Regions from separate parts of the Homo sapiens genome. Here region 1 is linked to region 2. Evidence: chromatin loops called from intact Hi-C (ENCODE). Cell type or tissue: breast epithelium. All regions are shown on one strand. Links, peaks and the distances in the headings refer to the core of each region. The heading gives the core; the rest is flanking DNA.

What was found. Hi-C counts contacts between places; a loop is a spot of excess contacts. Peaks named below come from ENCODE experiments on the same cell type or tissue, not always from the same donor. Only the 100,000 strongest peaks of a DNase experiment are listed, where the experiment ranks them.
Region 1: it touches region 2 in a loop (14-fold over the local background); 1 of 110 quality-filtered maps calls a loop at or near these places.

Annotation. Positions count from the first base shown.
Region 1 is chr2:19,451,112-19,453,934 of GRCh38, forward strand. No RefSeq gene overlaps it. Among named protein-coding and RNA genes, the nearest start is that of LINC01808, 16 kb to the right of the region's middle. In breast epithelium, for the core only: no CTCF peak of the experiment used is centred there; no DNase peak of the experiment used is centred there.
Region 2 is chr2:19,227,397-19,230,219 of GRCh38, forward strand. No RefSeq gene overlaps it. Among named protein-coding and RNA genes, the nearest start is that of MIR4757, 120 kb to the right of the region's middle. RefSeq lists enhancers at 936-2,135, 1,220-1,766. In breast epithelium, for the core only: no CTCF peak of the experiment used is centred there; a DNase peak (open chromatin) is centred at 1,555; H3K27ac peaks cover 611 bases.

The DNA of each region.
Region 1 (2,823 bases), core at 215-2,714, 220 kb after region 2:
GGGCAGACCACACAGCTGGGTCTCTTGGAAACAGAACAGCATTCATAGTTGGAGAGCTGTCTGATGATACTCTCAACCTGTCTCCTCAGAAGTGCCATCCATTGTTCTCTACCGTGAAGGCCCACAATTCTTCTGAAGCAGCTTCTTTCTCTGATGCCTCTCTTCTCTGCTCTCCTGGTGTGTGTGTGTGTGTGTGTGTGTGTGTGTGTGTGTGTGTGTGTGTGCCAACCGCACCCCCACAAGAGAAAGAATCTGATTGGTTACCAGTCACCATTCAACATGGGGCACCTCTATCAGGCAGTTGTTGTACCACAATTCCTAACGAGCTGTTGGTCCAGCCTGTAGAGCAGCAGCACTGTCCAACAGAAATATAATGCCAGTGACAATTACAAGCAACATATGTAATTTTTAATTTTCTAGTAACTACTTTAAGAAAGTAAACTGAAAAAGGTGGAACTAACTGTAATAACATTTCATCTAACCCAGCATATCTAAATTTATATTTTAACATGTGTTGAGTAAAAAAAAATTAGTAATATGTTTTACTTCTTTTTTATATACTAAGTCTTTGAAATCCTGTGTGTATTTTATACTTGGACCATAACTTAATTCAGATTAGCCACATTTCCAGTGCTCAGTAGCCACATTTTCAGTGTTCAATAGCCACATGTGGCTAGTGCCTACTACACAGAACAGTATATTAAGTTGTTTTTGGCCAGAGGACTAACCTTCAGTTGCAACCATTATTGGTCAGAATAACAGGATCAAATGATATAATATGCTGAGAGAACTACCCCCATTTGCTTCATGAAGGTATTAAGGGCAAGAAGGGCATTCGGGGTCCCACAATCCATTCTCCTGCTTGTCCAAAGATGGTGTCAGTAGGTCTCTCCATCAATTAACATAAATAGGCTTCTACCTAAGCTGTACTGGTACTTTTATTCTGGTCTTCCCTACTAATAGACTAGAGACTACCTTTGTCTTTCTCCTATTTCCCAGTGATCTGGTAATTACTTTTACTTGAACAGCATTGAGTCTAGTTTTTATGTCACTGCCAAAGTTACCTTCAGCCATTTTTAATTACCCACATTCTCATACACATACATGCACCCAGGCTCATATACATTTATTTCTATAAAGCTTGTGATATATTTGCCATATTTTGTAAGCCTTCTGACCATAAAAGATTATTCAATAAATTGTATCTCCTCCTATATACACTTACTTAGTACATACCTCTATGGCAGCATTTATCACTATTATGGTAGAGATGTGTTTATTTTTTCCCCTTTCAGATAATGCACTCAATAAAGTCACTCTTAAATTCCAAGGGCTTAGCAAAGTATCTTGCACATAAATACCAATAAATATGTGACGGTTGAATAAATAAATGAATTATTATTTGTCCTGAAAATTCTCAATTGCACCTGATTATAAATGGATAAAGATTTTAGAATGAAGAAAAATTTAAAAGTACATATAAAATCTTGCATAATCATCTATATAATCTTTTTACCCTGATTATTTGCTTTAGAGAAGAAACTACAAGTTTTGCTTCAAAACAGAATAGGCTCAAAAGGGAAACAAGGTGTGCAATATGGTGTAACAAGAGCACCATTCAATAAAGAATAAGGTGTTATCCTCTCAGGCATTACAACTACTTTGCTCTATGAATGTAAATAAGTCCCTATGCTGTGTTATATTTAATGTTAAAATTAAAGCACTCTGGTTAGTTGATTATAAATGTCCTGTCTATCTATGTCTAACTTTCTATGATTGTAGAAATTCAAAAGTTGCAGATGAATAACATTTAAAAAAATCTGAGTCAAGGTTTTTATTATTTGCAATGGGAAAGATCTTAACTGATAATGGAATATTTGGTGCTTTGCTCTGCAATATCTTGTTTATGTCTACATCTCAAATTAGACCAAGTTTTTCATAGCAAAGACATTATGGTGGTATAATTAACAGCTGAAACAGAGAATGGCACAGGTTGGATTTGAATAAATGTTTGACTGACTATGAATACATGCGTGAGTAGCCATTACCTGTATCAAATACCCAGGATTGCCTTTGCTAAACAGTTAAAAGCAGGTGGAATGATGGCCTCTGTTTGGGATATCTTTGTTTCAGACTTAAAGTCTGAAGATAACAAATAAAAAGTTCTAACACTCCCACTTTGTGTCATATAGGCAGGAAATTCTTCCAATATATTTATAATTTATTGAGAAAGATATATTGATCTCTTCCATCATGATTGTGAATTTACATATATGTCCTTGTTCTCACTCATAAGTGGGAGTTGAACAATGAGAACACATGGACACAGGGAGGGGAACATCACACACTGAGGCCGGTCAGGAGGTGGGGGGAAAGGGGACGGAAAGCATTAGGACAAATACCTAATGCATGCAGGTCTTAAAATCTAGATGATGGGTTGATAGGTGCAAAAAACCACCATGGCACATGTATACCTATGTAACAAACCTGCACGTTCAGCACATGTTCTTTAAATTCCATCAAATTTTGCTGTTTTTGAAGGTATGTTATTAAGTGTAAGCAAATTTCAAATTGTTACACTATAATAGTGGATTAATCATTTTATCAGTAAGAAATGGATTTATCTGTATAATGCTTCTTGCCTTAGAGAAGATTGGTAATAGTGTAGCCATATCATCTTTCTTTTGATTAAGGTTTGCATCAGTGGTGTAAATGTTAAAACAAAGTTTTAACAGTCAAAATTTCTGAATGTTTCACAACCTTTCAAGCCCTTAATAGCTGGCTCCAGTATACTACTGGTTTGCCTAATATAGCTTTTCCATA
Region 2 (2,823 bases), core at 71-2,570:
AACAGAGAAGCCCCATGGGCTCCTCTCATAGAAGCAGTAAAAAGAGCCTCATAGGATAAGTCAAATAACAGCACTTTTTTAGTCAGTCCAATCCCAAGACCAAATTCCATGGCCCTGAATATGTGTGTTATATAAGTTCAGAGATAACAGACAGCAAAAGTTGGGTAGGTCTTCTCTGAGGAGGCGACATGACAGTGTTTTCTGGAGTAAAATTGCTGCAGAAGCAAGCCATGTGACATAGGGCTTTCTCCTTTTGCTAAGTTGGAGTCAGGTCATGGTGTGCCTGGAGTGGCTGCCAGTGGAGTTTACTAGACAGGGGGCATACACAGTTACAGATACATCGTCAGCACACAGACTCACCTTCCTTTTTCCAGCCTCATCTGTATCTGATGCCTCAGGAAAACAATACCTCACTCATATACCACACTTAATTTGTCTCAGGCGGTATTCCTAGTGCTTTGCACATAATAACTTAATGATTGCTCATAACAGCCCTGTGACTTATGCACTATTTTTATTTCCATTTTTACAAGTTAAAGTGCTATCAAGTTGGCAGACACCCTGATAGGGAATGTTTTATCTTCTAATAGGCAAATGTCTTTCAGAGCCCGGAATCTACAAAAAAAGCTAAGTCTCATTTTCATCTCTGTTGAAATCCAGATAGTCTCTAAAGTTTAAGAGAATAAATGGCATTTAACTCATTAGTCTGCAAACAACACCACTGTATATTCTATTCACCAGCTTAAAGTACAGAAGTCAGAGCAGAGGTGGGGGCTCAGGGCATAAATTTACCATCTGTGATGAAATGTAATCAGATCCGAGGAGTTTCCACTTTGAAGTCTTCCTGAATCTGTGTGGGTTACAGGTCTGAACATATCACCAGCTTTGACAGGTGGCTTTATTTTTCATTTCAAAGGGGGAGAAAGAAAGGCAAGAAAACCAAGGGAACACATGCACAGCAGAGCTTTGAATGTTGCCCTCTCCCTGCACCACCCGCCGACAATGCTCACAGAGGCACTTTTCCCCATTCAGGTCACAAGGTCAGAGGAGCAAAAGCAGTTGCACTTGAATCTGTCCAGGGTTTTGTCCTCCCAGGCATAGTACTGTGAAAGCAGCCTTTCTCCAGCTCAGGGTGCCCACCTTTCTCCTCAGCTCCTAGAGTGAGCACAAACTAGCCCCACATTTTGGCCAGTGCCCCTGGGGTCAGGCACCAACCAGATGGTGTCGACAAATAGAAGGGACTCACCTAGAGGAGTGGCTCTTGTCATCTCAGAGTGGGATGACCATGTTTTTAAAGGTTGACAGGCAGCTGCCCTTCAGAATCACTGAGTCCATGGACTGCTGGTTACAACACTGAGCCTATCTAACCAACACCCTCACATCCTAAGCAAGACAGCACAGAGAGGGCTGAGCACTGCCAATGGCTCCCTCTGGGTAGGTGACTATAAGACTTAAATCCTGCCTACTTCTGAAAGGATTATCTGCTATTTATGCATGACAATGGAGCAAAGCCGAGCCCTGAGTGTTGCCAGGGCAAATTCAGGCAAGCACAAGCTTGTCCTAGCCTGCCTAGTGCCTCCTGCCTGAAGACCTGAGGAAGTCCCTGGAAAGGCTGACAATCACCACATCCCGTAGCACAAAGACGCCCACCCAGTGGAGACAAGGGACACCCTTTACAAGGCAGTCCACTGGGTTGGGGAAGAAGTTTCTTCAGGGGAAATGGGTCTGGTACATGAGATCAGATCCGTCACCTGGCTTTGCAGAGAAGGGTAACTACCTGTATCCAGGAGAGGTGACACTCAGCTTATCTTCCAACCCAATGCACTTGCTCAGGGCCAGTGCCAGAGCCCTCAGGACAGAAGCTTAGAGGGTAAGTCTCTGAAATCCTGTAAGGCTAGAGATCCTGTATGACACTGAGGCCACAAAGCAGCATAACTCCTGAGCTGAGTGCTACAGGGACAGGATTTGGCTTCTTTAATACATGATGTTTATTAGACATTTTTTCTGACTACAAACGTAATACATGCTCATTACAGAAAGATTAGAGACAGTGGGAAATCACAAAGGGGAAAACAAAAGTCACCTGGAGTCTTACCACTCCGGGCAAGTGAATATTACATTTGCCCAAGTCCATTTTTTAAGCTGTGAATATATTTTTTAAGAAATAAAAATAAATACTGTTTTGTAGCCTGCCTTTTTCCTTAGCAATATCACAAGAAAACTTTCCTCCGTCTGTACGTACTCTTCCACATACGGGCTTAGTGTCTGCTTAACGTCCCACTGTGTATATGTGTATGTATTTGTGCAAACTTCTTGTTGATCACTGGCTTCATTTCATCTTTCTTGATACTATAAATGTTCACTGAAGTGACCATGGGTATGTTTCACTTTGTGTACACCTCTCAATCTATCCTTAGGATAATTTTTTAAAATACAGCTATATGAACAAAGGGTTGGCATTTCCTATTTTCAAGAATTTTATTACATATTTAAGCTTTGAAATAACTAGAAAAGTCCTTTCCAGATTGCTCAGTTGGTGCCCTTGGCTTCATAAAGATTGAAGGTGACTCTGTCTTCCGAGTTCTGGCAGCCTTCAGGTTGCTTTTAGAATCCAGTTCCTGCCCCCAAGTGAAGTTTGATTAATGTGCGATGTCATCACTCAGGGCAAACCTGTATCCCATGATTGATCTTCGCAAATGCCCCTCTGCACTTGGTAGTATTGCAAAGTGTTTCAGGGCATGGATTTGGGGGTCAGCTAGGCCTGGGTTTGGGTCTCTGCTTCTCATTATTTTGTGACACTGGGCAAATTACTTAATCTCTTTC